Regions from separate parts of the Homo sapiens genome. Here regions 2, 3 and 4 are each linked to region 1. A link is a contact called in ENCODE Hi-C or POLR2A ChIA-PET data. All regions are on one chromosome and are shown on one strand. The core of a region is the stretch at or near the end of the contact, and the rest is flanking DNA. Distances in the headings are between cores, read along the strand shown. Region 1 has its middle 57 kb from the start of LINC02733. Region 2 has its middle 6.8 kb from the start of RAB3IL1. Region 3 holds the start of INCENP (inner centromere protein). Region 4 has its middle 19 kb from the start of INCENP.

Region 1 (3,623 bases), core at 343-2,842:
GTTCATTGCAGCACTATTCACTATAGCAAAGACATGGAATCAACCTAAATGCTCATCCATGATAGACTGATAAAGAAAATGTGGTATATATACACCGTGGAATACTATGCAGCCATAGAAAGGAATGAGGTCATGTCCTTTGCAGGGACGTGAATGGAGCTGGAAGCCATTATCCTCAGCAAACTAATACAGGAACAGAAAACCAAACGCTGATTGTTCTCACTTATAAGTGGGAGCTGAGTGATGAGAACACATGGACACAAGAGGGGAACAACACACACTGGGGTCTGTAGGAAGGTTAGAGGGGGAAGGAGAACATCAGGAAGAATAGCTAATAGATGCCGGGCTTAATACCTAGGGAATGGGTTGATCTGTGCAGCAAACCACCATGGCACTGCACATGTACCCTGGAACTTAAAAGTTGAGAAAAAAAAAGTGATCTTAGTAAGTGCAAAAGACTGGAATGAGATCTTCCAATCACGTCTGACTCAACCTCTAATTCTTGCTGTGAAAATGTATATGATATATTAAAAAATCAAATAAAAATGGCTTTTAGAATCGTATAAAAAAGAAAATAACCTGAAATTCCAAGAAAACAGGCAAAGATGAACATTAAAAGCATTAGGATGGTTGTTTGTAGGGGAGAAGGGAATAGGAATTGTGATAAAAGAAAATAGCTTAAATAGCTTTTTTTTTAGACAGGGTCTCACTCTGTCGCGAAGGCTGGAGTGCAGTGGTGTGATCTCGGTTCACTGCAACCTCTGCCTCCTGGGTTCAAGTGATTCTCTTGTCTCAGCCTCCTGAGTAGCTGGGATTATGGGCATGTGTCACCACACCTGGCTAATTTTTGTATTTTTATTATTTTTATTTTTATTTTTATTTTTTTTGAGATGGAGTTTCACTCTTGTCACCCAGGCTGGAGTGCAATGGCGCACTCTCGGCTCACACAACAACTGCCTTTCAGGTTCAAGCGATTCTCCTGCCTCAGCCTCCCCAGTAGCTGGGATTATAGGTGCCCATCATCACATCCAGCTAATTTTTTGTAATTTTAATAGAGACGGGATATCACCACGTTGTCCAGGCCGGTCTTGAACTCCTGACCTCAGGTGATCCACCTGCCTCGGCCTCCCAAAGTGCTGGGATTACAGGTGTGAGCCACCAAGCCCGGCCATAATTTTTGTATTTTTAGTAGAGACAGGGTTTTGCCATGTTGGCCAGGCTGGTCTCGAACTCCCGACCTCAGGTGATCCACCCACCTCGGCCTCCCAAAGTGCTGGGATTACAGGCGTGAGCCACCGCGCCTGGCCATAATTTTTGTATTTTTCCATGTTGCCATGGAACATGGCATGTTGTATTTTTAATAGAGACGGGGTATCACCATGTTGGCCAGGCTGGTCTCGAACTCCTGACCTCAGGTGATCCACCCACCTCAGCCTCATAAAGTGCTGGGATTACAGGCGTGAGCCACCATGTCTGGCCAGAAAATAGCTATTTTTAAAAGGAGTGCAAAGTGAGGGTTTCGCACAGAAACTGGTATGTGGTAAGTGCTCCCTAAGTGTCAGCTATTACTAATTAATTAAGAAACAAGTAGTCCAAAGACAGTCAGTGTGTTTCCCCAAGCACACATCTTGGTAAGTTCCATGAAGAGGCATGGTCTGTAACTGTCTTGCCATGATCATTTTTTCAGGAGCCTAGAGCAGTGTTTGGCAGTCGATATGTCTTGAATGATTGAACAAAAGCTAGTTTGTGACAGAGCCACCCAGCGGAATGTTCACCTCGTCCAACTCTTCTACACAATCGAGAGAAACATTCTTTTCTAATTTCCTTCCTTTTTTAGAAAAAATTAATAGACCTTGGTTCTGTCCCCAACGGTCTGAATTAGGGGTTAATTAGGGTTAACCACATTTTGTATTTATATGTCCTTTCCTATGGAGACATCAAAGCCCAGAAATGTCACCTCAATGCCCATACAGCTTTCCCCTCACCTCCAAGAGTGACAGAGTGAAATTTAGAATCCCAGGCCCTTGCAGGTAAGTCTGACAGTTTCAGTGAGCTCTGGACGGGGAGGTGCCCACAGGGTTTGTTGGTCCAGAAAGCAACAGAACTCAGTAGGCTAAAGGGAAGTGAGTCAGTGTCTTAATGCACATGGATTTCAAAACAGTAGGGACTGCAGACTTCATGGTGTGAAGAAACGCATCTGACAGCTTTGTTATTACATCAGGAAAGCTGCAGTCAGCAGACACGTACGGGATGTGGGAGGTTTGTTTTGACCACACCCCTGTCAATAGTTACAAGATAAGCCAAAGCAAGAAGCACAGACACCATGCCTGGCAGAAAAGCGGCCGTTTGCGGAACTATTTTATGTAACACAAAACCACGTTTTCGGTCCGTAAGGCAGGGTCTCCACCTCATTGTGTGTGCACAGATCAAGCAATGACGATGGCTCTTGCCTACAGGAAGCAGCAGAATGTCCATGACCTTCCCCAGTGAGATCATCACTTCTACGGTGCCTGGGACTTCCTTACCTCTTTTTAAAGATCTCCCTCTGTGACAGCCCCCACCTTGCTCACGGAGGACTTAGTCTTCTTATTTGAGTCTTTAGAGCCAGCAGTGGCTAGCATGTTAGACTCACCTGGAGAGCTTTTAAAAAATCCCAGTACTTGGCTGCACTCAGACTGATTAAATTAGAACCTCTGGGCACACACACACAAAAAAATGCTAGACGCGATGTCTCACGCCTGTAATCCCAGCACTTTGGGAGGCCGAGGCAGGTGGATCATTTGAGGTCAGGAGTTCAAGACCAGCCTGGGCAACATGGCAAAAACTCATCTCTACTAAAAATATAAAAATTAATCAGATGTGGTGGTGCATACCTGTAATCCCAACTACTCAGGAGGCTGAGTCAGGAGAATCTCTTGAACCCGGGAGGCAGAATTTGCAGTGAGCCGAGATAGCACCACTGCCTTCTAGCCTGGAAGACAGAGCTAGACTCCATCTCAAAAATAATAATAATAATAAAAAGAACCTCTGAGGGTTGGGCTCAGGCAACAGTATTTTTTAAGCTCCCCAAGGTGGTCCTGACCAGGCCAAGATTGAGTAGCCTTGCTTTTGTGTCTTGCTGATAGGATGCATTCAGTAGATTTATTAAACAAAACCTTATTCCTTCAGTGAAGGCCAGTGACAGAGCCCTTGTTCTGGCCATTTTACTGGGCCAAGTTATAAGTAAGAATCATCTGCCAAGGCACAGGCCTATTGGCCCTCATCTCCTGTGGTTCCCAAAGCAAAACTGTTACTGGATGGAAGGTCTTGACTGTGAGTTGTCCAGGTTCTTGGCATGTTGAGCAAAGAATTGAACAAAATGCACAAAGCAACAAAAGAATGAAACAACGAAAGACAAACAAAGCAACACGAGAACGGAGTAATGAAAGCACAGATTTATCGAAGCAAAAGTACATTCCACAGAGTAGGAGCAGGCTTGAGCAAGTGGCTCAAGAGCCACCCCACCTCTCTCATTTAAGGATTTTTATTAGGCTAAAGGAATTTGGAAACACCGCTAGGTGCCCTTTAGAGGCCTCCAATTTGTTACACCCTATGAAGGATTGGCCTGTGACCAGTCAGAGGCT
Region 2 (3,623 bases), core at 420-2,919, 100 kb before region 1:
AGCCAAACTCCGTCTTGGAAAAAAAAAAAAGAAGAAGAAGATAACATTTGTGAAGTGTCTGCCACAGTGTAGACTGAAAGAAGTGTTTCCTTCCTTCAGTGTTTCCTGCCCCGTCCTCCTGCCTGTACTTCCCTCTTCTTTCTGGTTAGCCTCTGAGTCCCTGCTGGGGAGAAGCTGCCAGTTCCTCACACCCCACCCTGCCCCGCCCCGCCCAGCGGATAACAGTATCTCCCACTTGGGCTTTGGGCTGCGAAGCTCTCTCAGCCTAATGCAAACCAGATGCTGTCCTCCCTTTCCTGGCAATGAATTTTCCATGGCCTGCTCCCACCCGCTTCCTGTTTTTGCTCCTCTCTGATCCCCCTGCTCAATTCTCCTGTGCCCCCACCTTCCTCTGCTGGGCAACCTCTGGGCTTACCTGGAAACAATTAATGGAAAACAGGATATGTGAAGGGTGGGGGTCTCCCCATCACCCCAACATGGCAAGAGGGGAAAGGGCTTGGCCTGGCTGGTGGCATCATATGTGGGAGTTGGTCCCTCCCTGCCAAGACCCCACCAGCCTCTTGGCCGGGGGCGGGAGAGGGGAAACTGAGTCAGAGTTGCTGGAGACTTTATGGAAAAACCTGTTATGTTTCTGGACATTTAGACACAGCTTGGACTGGATGGGAAGCTTTGAGGATCTTGTCTTTGGTTGTAACTTCTTAGAAAAAAGGCAGAGCCAGAAAAGGCCCGATTGTCTCTTCTTGCAGATGAGGAAACTGAGGCTCAGAGACTCATCCAGGGTCACTTGTGAGTCACAGCAAGAAGCAGCCAGGTCTGGGACGTCTTGTCAGTAAAAGCCGCTGCCTGAAGTCGCCTCCCCTTCTTGCTATCTCAGCGTCATTCCTGCCTGCCCTTCCCCTGCCTCTGCATAGAGCTCAGTCACGAGGGGAGGCTCACAAGGCCACCATCCGCCTGCCTGTGGTGCAGACACCTCCCAGCTGGCAGGCTCAAGGCAGCCACGCACACCTGGCTGGGCAGACTTTGAAGCAACTGGATTTTTCCCCTGCAGGGCTGGGCGCTCAGCAGAGGGGCCCTGGGTAAGCCCCAAAAACATGTGTGCAGGTGGGCCCTTCCTTGGTCCACTTGACCCTGTGAACTTCCTCAGGTCAGCCAGTGCTGGTCCTCAGAGTGAGGGCTCCCCCATTTCCATGAAAACAACAGCCCCAGGGTTCCTGAAAGCCAGTTCTGGCTGCCCCTCCCTCCGCCAGCTGTGCAGGGTGTTTGGACAGCGCGGATGGAATGTTTTGCAGCCAAAGTCCTCCCTGGATCTCTGAGCTCAGATTTCAAGCAGGAGGGAAAGAGGACGCTGGTTCTGGCTCCAGGGAGAGGGGAAGCGACTCAGGAGGTCAAACTTGGGCCTGGAGGCTCCCTGCTCTGTCCCCAGGCCTGACCAAGACCAGGCCCAGGCCCCTCAGGGAAGGGCAGGACAGAGCGTGTGGAGGCGGCCGAATGGGGTCACAGCTTTGCTCAGGCCAACCTGGTGAAGCCAGGCCCCGGGGACAGTCTGGGCTCAGGGAGGGGCTCAGCCCAGGACAGCACTTTGAGAACACTAAGATTCACAACAGACCTCCTTCGACCACCATCTCCATTTTTTAGGGAGGGCAGTTGGGGTCCAGAGAGGGCAGGCACTTGTCCCAGGTGGTACAGCATGCTGGGTACAGAGCGGGGCTAGCAGCCAGGCCTCCGGAAGCTAAACTTGCTCTTTTCACTGTCCAGGAAGTTCCCATCCTCACTCTCAGCCCCAGAGATACAGCCCCTGCCAGTAAGTCGTCATCTTTGCTTCTTCCCCAAAAGATGCAGGCAAAAGAATCTACTCAGAAAGTCAGTTCACAAAGCAAGCACAGACACTAAGCTCCAGGCCAGCCTCTGAGAGATTCGAATTAACCTACTCGAGGACAAGGCAGAGGCCCTGAGAGACAGGATTCCTGGCCCATCTCCTGCTCTGGGGCCAGAGCTCCCCCAGTTCTCCACCACAGCTGCCCAGGCCCCTCAGCGCCCCCACGAAATGAATCCCTTCTCTGGCTGCGAAGACCCATAAGTTCTAGACACAAATATATGGAAGCTAGTTTGAGCCTCAGTTTACCCACCTTAAACCTGGGAGGATTATCTTTGTTCCACTTGACTTATCATCATATTGTGGGGTGCTGATGGTGAGGGCCGGGAAGTGCTGGTGAACCCCTTTGGAAATATCAACAGTTCCCGGTAATGAAACTGACCTCAGACGAAGAAGGGAGGAAGGAAGGAGGGGATTCCTTTGGGCCCAGATGGGTGTGGGAGTCTGACCAAGGTGCCTGGGGCCTGAGCTGAATTCCTAGAGATGAAACCTGTTCACCCGCTCTCAACTCCTCAGAAGGAAAGCTCAGCCACCTTGTGGAATTATTAGAGAACAGAGAATCCATCAGAAACCTTCGGGGGGAAAACATGACTAGTGGAGGAGGGTGTGACCCCCAGAGAGCTGATGACTCCCTTCCAAGGTGGCAGAATGTGGGGTGAACTGGAGACTGTGCTAGGATCTTTACGCGCAATCTCAGATTCTGTTCATCCTTGCAGCGGCCCGACAGTCCTTGGTGGTCCTTCATTGCTTTCTGTTCCCATTTTAAAGATGAGGAAACAGATTTGGAAAGGTTAAAGGATTTGGCCAATGGCTAACAAGTAAAGGAACTCAGATTTTAACCCAGGTTTGTCTGACTCCAAAGCTTGTTTTCTTATCTCTCCACCAGTCACTCTCTCAGGAGGAAGGGTAAAGTGAGGCTTTTTAAACAAAGTAGGGATTGAAGAATCAATAGGATTTAAATATCCATATAGAGCCGGGTGCAGTGGTTCACACCTGTAATTCCCAGCACTTTGGGAGGCTGAGGTGGGTGGATCACTTGACGTCAGGAGTTCAAGACCAGCCTGGCCAACATGGTAAAAACCCTGTCTCTACTAAAAATACACGAATTAGCCAGGCATGGTGGCACACACATGTAATCCCAGCTACTTGGGAGGCTGAGGCAGGAAAATTGCTTGAACCCGGGAGGTGGAGGCTGCAGTGAGCCAACATCACACCACTGCACTCTAGCCTAGGCAACAGAGCAAGACTGTGTCTCAAAAAAAAAAAATCCATATAGAAATGAAGGATGGACATTCCCTGCAGAGGGACCAACAGGTAAAAGGCCTGGAGGTGGGAAGGGCAGAACACAGACAGAGAGAGGCAAACCCTTCACTTTGCCAGGAGCTCAGGCTCATTTGGGGGACAGGAAAAAAAAAGTCTGGAAAGGCAGCCTCAGGTTAAATCCTGAAAAGCCTTGGAGGCGAGTTAAAGAATTTGGACTTTATTCTAAAGGCTCCAAGGAGATGGTTAAACATTTTTGAGCAGAGGAGAGAAATGATCAGAGCCCTGCTTTGGGAAGATTAAATGGACAGCTGTGTGCATAAAAAATAGAAGTGAACACTTATTACACATCTAGCAAGGGAAAGACTTTCTAAACTTGGAAACATTTTGAAGAGATCTTAACAGAAAAAGATCAATAGATCTGTCCGCATTCAAATGTAAAGCTGCTTTATGCTCCTTCCTGCCAAAAAAAAAAAAAAAAAAAAAAAGC
Region 3 (3,623 bases), core at 636-3,135, 99 kb after region 1:
ATTGAACTGCCTTATTTTACAGGTAACAGCAACCTTGACTCACAGAGTAAAGTGACTTTGTCTAAAGCAGTTTCTCAACAGCAGCAATTCTGGTATCTGGGGCCGGGTAATTCCTTGCTGTGGGGACTGTCTTATGCACTAGATGGCGTTCAGCAGCATCCCTGGCCTTTACCCACCAAATACCACTAACCCCTTCTCCCAAACCCAAATGAATTCACACACTGCCAAATGTGGGGGGCGGAGGTGGGATAAAACCTCCTCTGCATGAGAACCACTTCTCTCAAGAAACGTCCAGTACCAGGGTAGGTGACCAAGGATTCTGTCGCCCAAGAGATGACAGAAGGCTCTAGATAAACGCACACTCCGTTGCCATTCACAAGGCGTTTTGTTTTTACTTCTCAAAAGCGGCAGAGATTTTTTTTTTGAGACGGAGTTTTTTGCTTTTTGTGGCCCAGGCTGGAGTGCAATGGCGCGATCTCGGCCCACTGCAACCTCTGCCTCCCGGGTTCAAGCGATTCTCCTGTCTCAGCCTCCCGAGTCGCTGGGATTACAGGTGCAAGCCACCACGCCCGGCTAATTTTTTTTTGTATTTTAGTAGAGACAGGGTTCCACTGTGTTGCCCAGGCTGGTCTCGAACTCCTGAGCTCAGGCAATCCACCCGCCTCGGCCTCCCAAAGTGCTAGGATTGCAGGCGTGAGCCACCGCGCCCGGCCAGAGATTCTTTTTTTTTTTTTTTTTTTTTTTTGAGACGGAGTCTCGCTCTGTCGCCCAGGCTGGAGTGCAGTGGCGGGATCTCGCCGGCCAGAGATTCTTTATAGGACATATTAGTCCTTGTCTTTCCCCCCCCGCCTCCATATTGGAAAGATGAACTAATTGAAATATGACTTAGTAAAAACATTGTGCCAACTTGAAACCTTGATTTAGTAAAACATCTCAATGTTTAGATCCTTTGTCCAATGGTAGTATTTATCAGATGTATTCAGCTTGCTCAGAAAACCAAAAGGGCATTACAACCACAAAAGCAAAGAAAAATAAGAAAACGTCCCATGTTTGGATCTTGTTCTACTTGTAAAGATTAAATTGAAATGATTAGGCTTTTCGATTCATGAGCCAAATACCGTAACACCCTGGCCTTTGATGGGTTTGGATTTTTAACATTACTCCTGAGATTTCAGGAAGTGGGGTTACAGTTACACTCCTTATAGCTGCTAAGTGTATTAAGTTGAATGTAAGGATGCATAATATTGTTTGAATTGAGCCCCACTACCAATTCTTTAAAAAATGGCATGAATTCCTATACGTAAATGATTTGGTGGAACTATTCCATCATAATTTCTAAATTGTTTATATACCAAGGTAGCCTTAATTTGTATATGTTTCAGTACAATGAAATTTTACTCCCTCTGGGATGCTGTTTGGTTTGTATTTTGAGGAATGTTTTTCTCATGGGAAGAGGAACCTATGACTTCTGTACCTAGATAATTTGTTACATTAAAAAGCTGGTCTTTCAGCAATGTAAGTATATACATACATGTTTTTATGAGGAAAAAAAAGCAGCAGAGATCAGAAGACTGCCACCGTGCTTGGAGAAGAAAGAAAGCCGCGCGTGGCCTTCGCAGTGCTCGCCGGGACTCGTAGTTCCAGGTCTGCGGGCTCCTCCCAGGCGGGGATCTACTTCCTCTCTCGGCCGCGGCCGCAGCACCCGGAAGCTGAGGGGGCTTAAAGTCTTTCGCTTCCTTTCCCCGCCTCTTAGTCCCGCAGATTGCTAGTGGATATGGCCAATAGGAGGGCTGACTGGTACTTCCTGTTATTTGATTGGCTTAAAATTTTGCAACCGCCCGGACAAACTTGCCGAGGATTGGCTGAGCCTTCAGTTTTGAAAATCATAGTTTTCGCCCGCGCTGCGCCGCCTGGTTGCTCCTCCCGTGCGGTGAGTCCCGAAGGCCCGGAGCCAAGTGGGTCTGGGCAAGCGGGGCCTTACCTAGGGATACCACCGGACTTGGATCGGAGCAGCCTTCAGGGGACGTGGCGCAGTCGAGTGAGTGCGCGTGGGCGTGGGGATTGGGGGGTGGTTCGCGATTTTTTCCCCGGTCCTCTGCTCCGTCCCTGTCGACTCCGGACCAGGGTCGTGACTCCCCACCCCAGCCCCTGGCTACCTGGGCATATGAGGGTCACCTCTTCCAAGTGGCGAGGTCGCCTGCCTTGGTTCTCGGGCCCGAGATGCCTCCCACCCTTTCCACCTAGGCCCTCAGCTTCCTAGAGCATAGCCCCGTTCCCTCCGCTCCCGGCTGCTTGGCACCTTGTGCCTGTGAGGATTAGTGTTGACTTGGACGCGCAGGAAGCCCGAAACCAACCCGGTTGTTTGGCGGAATGATGCCAGATGGCATTTCTGTGCAGTTAAACCCCTCTCTCAACGCCCCCGCCCCCAGCTGAGCAGCATTTTAAACTGACCATTTCCGGAGGCTGGGCCGCCCCTTGTCACTCCCCAAGCCTGTTCGCTGTCAGCGGTTCAGTCTCATTCAGCTAACATGGGTTGCTCGCGGGGTTGCCCAGAGCCAAGACTGGGCACCTGCCTTTCAGAAGTTGATATCTAGAAGGCGGTATAGCCAGTGGTTAAGGGCACGGTTTAAAGGCGGTATAGCCCGTGGTTAAGGGCACGGTTCTATTTATGCCCCTGATTTACCGGCTGATTTTGACTTCTCTTTGCCTCAATTTCCTCATCTGCCCATGCGTATCCTCAAGGTTGTGGTGAGAATTAAATGAGATGATGTCTGACTCGGGCATGGAGTATGACTCAGTAAATGGGAGCAGCTGCTATGCGCTTTCTGCACAGAGGTGTGGTAGGCGCCCAACTTACAGCACCCTGAAAAGGACAGGAGTCATAGAGGAGGACGATGGGGCCTTCAGTCTGGTGTATGGTGTGGAAGAAGTGTTGGAGAGGAGGAAGACTGGAGAGTGTCTTCCTCGGTGAGGTGTTGAGTGCTCTTTATCTGTGTGCAGGTGCTTACATGGGTTGAAGAAGAGATTTTTGCTGCTCTTCCAGGAGCCTGATTCTTGGTACACTGATTCCTTCTTTTTCAGGGTCACCTCTGTTTTAACTTACGGTAACCCTTTTTAAATCGTTGCGCTAAGGTCTGCTAGAAGCAAACCTCCCCGTGAAAGAAGTCCAATTGCTTTCATGGACTTTGTGAAAGAAGCTCTCATCCACGTTGCCCATTTGAACAAATACTTTTTAAAAAGTTAGCCAGTTGTTGCTTTTCTCTGCAAACCTTTGGCTTCCTTAAACAGTTTTCTCTTTTCTGGCCTGAGGTCCTGCGCTTTGCCAGGGCTGTGGTCTGGGTGCAGAAGGGTTAGGGGAAGGTGAGGGATGACAGTGAAAAGGGCTTGCCCATGATTGGCTGGCTGCAGAGCCGAGGTTTCAGCCCAAAGCCTGTACGATCCTGCCCATTTGGCCCTGCCCTGATTATTGCTGCCCTTGGCATCTGGGAACAGGGGTTTTGAACATGTGTTGGTCAGTTCTAACCTGTGCAGATTAAGTTTATTTGGTGCCCTTTGTGTGGTGGGATGAGCACCTATAGGATGTTTATTTCTAGGTGTAGAGTTGATGGGTGGATTAATTCATT
Region 4 (3,623 bases), core at 555-3,054, 80 kb after region 1:
TGAACCTACCAATGACCTATAATAGAGGCCCCACTTCAAGACATCCCACCTCTTTAGTCTGTATACACTGATTTATGATTTTACCTAAAATTCCTGTCTCCCTAAAATTTATAAAACCAAACCATAACCCAACAACCTTGGGCACATTCTCAGGACTTTTTGAGACTGTTCCCCAAGCCATGGTCACTCGTATTGGCTCAGAATAAACCTCTTTTAATATTTTAGTGTTTGGTTTTTCTGTTAACACTCTGCATACAACAACTGGGTCTCCCACAATTTAATTCAATTTGACACTACCCAGAGTTAGGGGAGACCCCACAGGTTAGGAGCTTACTTCCCACAAGACTGTTCCCCCTTCAGATGATGACACAAGTAGTGGGTCCCCAGGTGACCCACAGTTCCGTCTGACATGGCTATAAATCAAGGGTTCCCCTAAGCCCCCTTCATGTTCAATAATTTGCTATAACAGCTCAGACAACTCAGGGAAACACTTTACTTATGTTTACCTGTTTATTATAAAGGATACAAATGAACGGTGAGATGAAGAGGTACACAGGGCAGAGGTCTCTGGAAGGGTCCCAAATGCAGGAGTGTTTGTCCCTGTGGAGTTTGGAGTGTGTCAACCTCCTGGTTCGTGGATGCATTCACCAACCTGGAAGCTCTTTGAACCCCATCTCCATCATTTAGGGTTTTTATGGCAGCTTCATTACATAGGCATGATTAAGGAAAACACTGATCGTGAGTGATTCACTACATCTCCAGCCCCTCTCCCTCCCCTGAAAGTCATGGGGTGGAACTGAAAGCTTTAACCCTTTAATCACGTCTTGATCTTCCTAGTGATGGTATGATGTGGCTGTGTCCCCACCCAAATTTCATCTTGAATTGTAGTTTCCACAATCCCCACATGTCATGGGAGGGACCTGGTGGGAGATAATTTAATCCTGGTGGTGGTTACCCTCATGCTGTTCTCGCAATAGTGAGTTCTCACGAGCTCTGATGGTTTTATGAGGGGCTTCCCTCCCACCCCCTCGCTCTCATTCTTCTCCTTCCTGCCGCCATGTGAAGAAGGATGTGTTTGCTTCCCCTTCTGCCGTGACTATAAGTTTCATGAGGCCTCCCCAGCCCTGTGGAACTGTGAGTCGATTAAACCTCTTTCCTTTAGGCCAGGCATGGGGGCCGAGGCAGATGGATCACTTGAGGTCAGGAGTTCAAAACCAGCCTGGCCAACATGGCGAAACTCTGTCTCTACTAAAAATACAAAAAAATTAGCCAGGCATGGTGGCAGGTGCCTGTAATCCAGGCTACCTGGGAGGCTGAGGCAGGAGAATTGCTTGAACCTGGGAGGCAGAGGTTGCAGTGAGCCGAGATCGTACCACTGCACTCCAGCCTGGGTAAGAGAGGGAGACTCCATCTCAAAAACAAACAAACAAAAACCACCAGCAACAACAACAACAAAACACCTCTTTCCTTTATATAAGTTACCCAGTCTCAGGTATTTCTTCATAGCAGTGTGGGAATGAACTAATACAGGTGACTACTCACATGTGGCAAATGCAGACAAGGGCACTCTGTGCTATTGGGATGCTGAGGTGGGGGTGTGATAGGAGTTTGGCAGGACTTGTTTCCCAAGACATAGGTCACAAGGACCCCCCTGATAAAACAGGATGTGGTAAAGGAGCCAGCCAAAACCCCCCAAAACCAAGATGGTGATGAAAGCGACCCTTGGTCCTCTCACCGCTCATTATACACTAATCATAATCCATGATTTGTCCATGGTGAAGGAAACTCCCACCAGAAACACGACAGCTTACATACGCCATGGCAACATCCGGAAGTTACCCTATATGGTCTAAAAAGGGGAGGAACTCTCATTTCTGGGAATTCTCTGACCTTTTCCTGGAAAATTCATGAATAAGCCACCCTTGTTTAGCATGTGAGCAAGAAACAAACATAAAAATAGCAACCTGCAACTCTCACGGCTGCTCTTCCGATGGCATAGCCACTCTTACTCCTTTACTTTTAAAATAAACTTGCTTTCACTTTACTCTGTTAACTCTTGAATTCCTTCCTGTGCAAAGCCAAGAACTCACGTCGCCTCCTGGGCTGAACTCCAATGTGGGGGTTCACCCTGTGACAGGTGGATGGGCTGGAGTCCAGGAGTTCGGGTCCAGCCTAAGCAACATAGTGAGACCCCCCATCTCTATTTTTTTCTCAGACAGTATAAGAGACAGATGAAGCAAAGTGCATAAATGGCTGTGAGGAGCATGTGGTTTGTCAAAGCTGGAACTTTATTTACAAACAAGTTCCAGCATTATCTGAGTGGGTGCTGCTAACAATTATAGCGTGTTCTTTCAAACTGCAGACTGGGATTAGACGGTTTGCCAAAAAGCCACTGAGTACATCAAAGCGAGAATTCTGAATTCTCCATTTATCTTCAGATTTATCACTCCCTCCCTCTGTGCCCTTCTCTGCATCTGCTGTATGTGAGTATGGAGAGTCCACACAATTCAGTCTGTACCAGTGGTCTAGGTTTTCAACTACATCTCATTGGTCAAGCATGTTTGCATTCACAGAAGGAACCCTACCCCCATTTTTGTTTTCCTGTTTTATTTTTAGTACATTTTAGGCCTTAAGAATGTAGGGTTTTTTTGTTTGTTTTTTTTTCCTATGAGACGGGAGTCTTGCTCCATAACCCAGGCTGGAATGCAGTGGCATGATCTCGGCTCACTGCAACCTCCCCGTCCCGGGTTCAAGCGATTCTCCTGCCTCAGCCTCCCATGTAGCTAGGAATACAGGCATGCACCACCATGCCTGGCTAATTTTTTTTTTAATTTTTTTTTTAATTTTTAGTAGAGACGGGGTTTCACCATGTTGGCCAGACTTGTTTTGAACTCCTGACCTCAGGTGATCCGCCCACCTTGGCCTCTCAAAATGCTGGGATTACAGGCATGAACAACCATGCCTCACCAATAGTGTTTTATCATACAGAAATAGAAATTACAAATCTCTCAGGAAGTTCTTTGGAAGTGCAGCTTTAAAGACATACTTTTTGACCCCCACTGTTTTCTTTTGCCCAGCTTGGATATGTGTTCTGCCTTCATTGTCTCTTCAAGGAGGCATTCACAGGCAGCAGAGCTCTTTTGTGGAGGAACTTTTATAACATTGTCAGTTGCTTTAAGCAGACGTTCTCAAGGCTGATCTGTAGGCTGGATCCAGTGGCTGACAAGGATTTTACTGATTTGTACAATACGAGAAAAATAAGAACAATGCAATGAGTTTTTCATAAAGGAATTTTTTTTTTTTTGAGATGGAGTTTCACTCTTGTCGCCCAGGCTGGAGTGCAGTGGTGCAATCTTGGCTCACTGCAAACTCTACCTCCTGGGTTCAAGTGATTCTCCTGCCTCAGCCTCCTGAGTAGCTGGGATTATGGGTGCCCACCACCATGCCTAGCTAATTTTTGTATTTTTAGTATTGATAGGGTTTCACCATGTTGGCCAGGCTGGTCTCTAATTCCTGACGTCAGGTGATCCGCCCGCCTCGGCCTCCCAAAGTGCTGGGATTACAGGTGTGAACCACCGTGCCTGGCCTCATAAAGGAATTTATTTGTGTCACTTTGACGTATT

Evidence for each region. Hi-C counts contacts between places; a loop is a spot of excess contacts on that map. ChIA-PET counts read pairs that join two places held with the same protein, here RNA polymerase II (POLR2A). Pooled maps may share reads with other maps.
Region 2: POLR2A ChIA-PET joins it to region 1 with 10 read pairs in activated naive CD4-positive, alpha-beta T cell. The contact joins two enhancer-like sites. POLR2A ChIA-PET finds 5 or more read pairs at or near these places in 7 of 52 experiments (Caco-2, HEK293, WTC11 and 2 more).
Region 3: a loop to region 1 is called in a pooled map, with 7 times the contacts of the local background. The contact joins the promoter of INCENP here to the enhancer-like site in region 1. A Hi-C loop is called at or near these places in 11 of 50 pooled maps. POLR2A ChIA-PET finds 5 or more read pairs at or near these places in 3 of 52 experiments (GM12878, HEK293 and activated CD4-positive, alpha-beta memory T cell).
Region 4: a map of naive thymus-derived CD4-positive, alpha-beta T cell shows a loop between it and region 1 (15-fold over the local background). The contact joins two enhancer-like sites. A Hi-C loop is called at or near these places in 1 of 168 maps with a recorded cell type or tissue (naive thymus-derived CD4-positive, alpha-beta T cell) and 7 of 50 pooled maps. POLR2A ChIA-PET finds 5 or more read pairs at or near these places in 5 of 52 experiments (HEK293, HepG2, WTC11 and 2 more).

Annotation. Positions count from the first base shown.
Region 1 is chr11:62,023,464-62,027,086 of GRCh38, forward strand. No RefSeq gene overlaps it. Among named protein-coding and RNA genes, the nearest start is that of LINC02733, 57 kb to the right of the region's middle. RefSeq lists an enhancer at 2,125-2,224. Within about 2 kb of position 1,593, at least 29 of the 41 ENCODE cell types and tissues checked have a DNase peak (open chromatin) inside an H3K27ac peak, as active enhancers do; they include GM12878, where a contact is called at or near this core.
Region 2 is chr11:61,922,507-61,926,129 of GRCh38, forward strand. It overlaps a transcript of RAB3IL1 not described here. Among named protein-coding and RNA genes, the nearest start is that of RAB3IL1, 6.8 kb to the left of the region's middle. RefSeq lists enhancers at 707-1,456, 1,211-1,505. Within about 2 kb of position 1,670, at least 26 of the 41 ENCODE cell types and tissues checked have a DNase peak (open chromatin) inside an H3K27ac peak, as active enhancers do.
Region 3 is chr11:62,122,126-62,125,748 of GRCh38, forward strand. It overlaps INCENP (inner centromere protein), which reads left to right and starts at 1,886. Exons shown (of 19, transcript NM_001040694.2): 1 at 1,886-2,038. It overlaps LOC124902681 (a long non-coding RNA gene), which reads right to left and starts at 1,586. Exons shown (of 2, transcript XR_007062697.1): 1 at 1,532-1,586. RefSeq lists enhancers at 1,497-1,586, 2,117-2,186, 2,176-2,757.
Region 4 is chr11:62,103,452-62,107,074 of GRCh38, forward strand. No RefSeq gene overlaps it. Among named protein-coding and RNA genes, the nearest start is that of INCENP, 19 kb to the right of the region's middle. RefSeq lists an enhancer at 1-125. Within about 2 kb of position 1,805, at least 11 of the 41 ENCODE cell types and tissues checked have a DNase peak (open chromatin) inside an H3K27ac peak, as active enhancers do.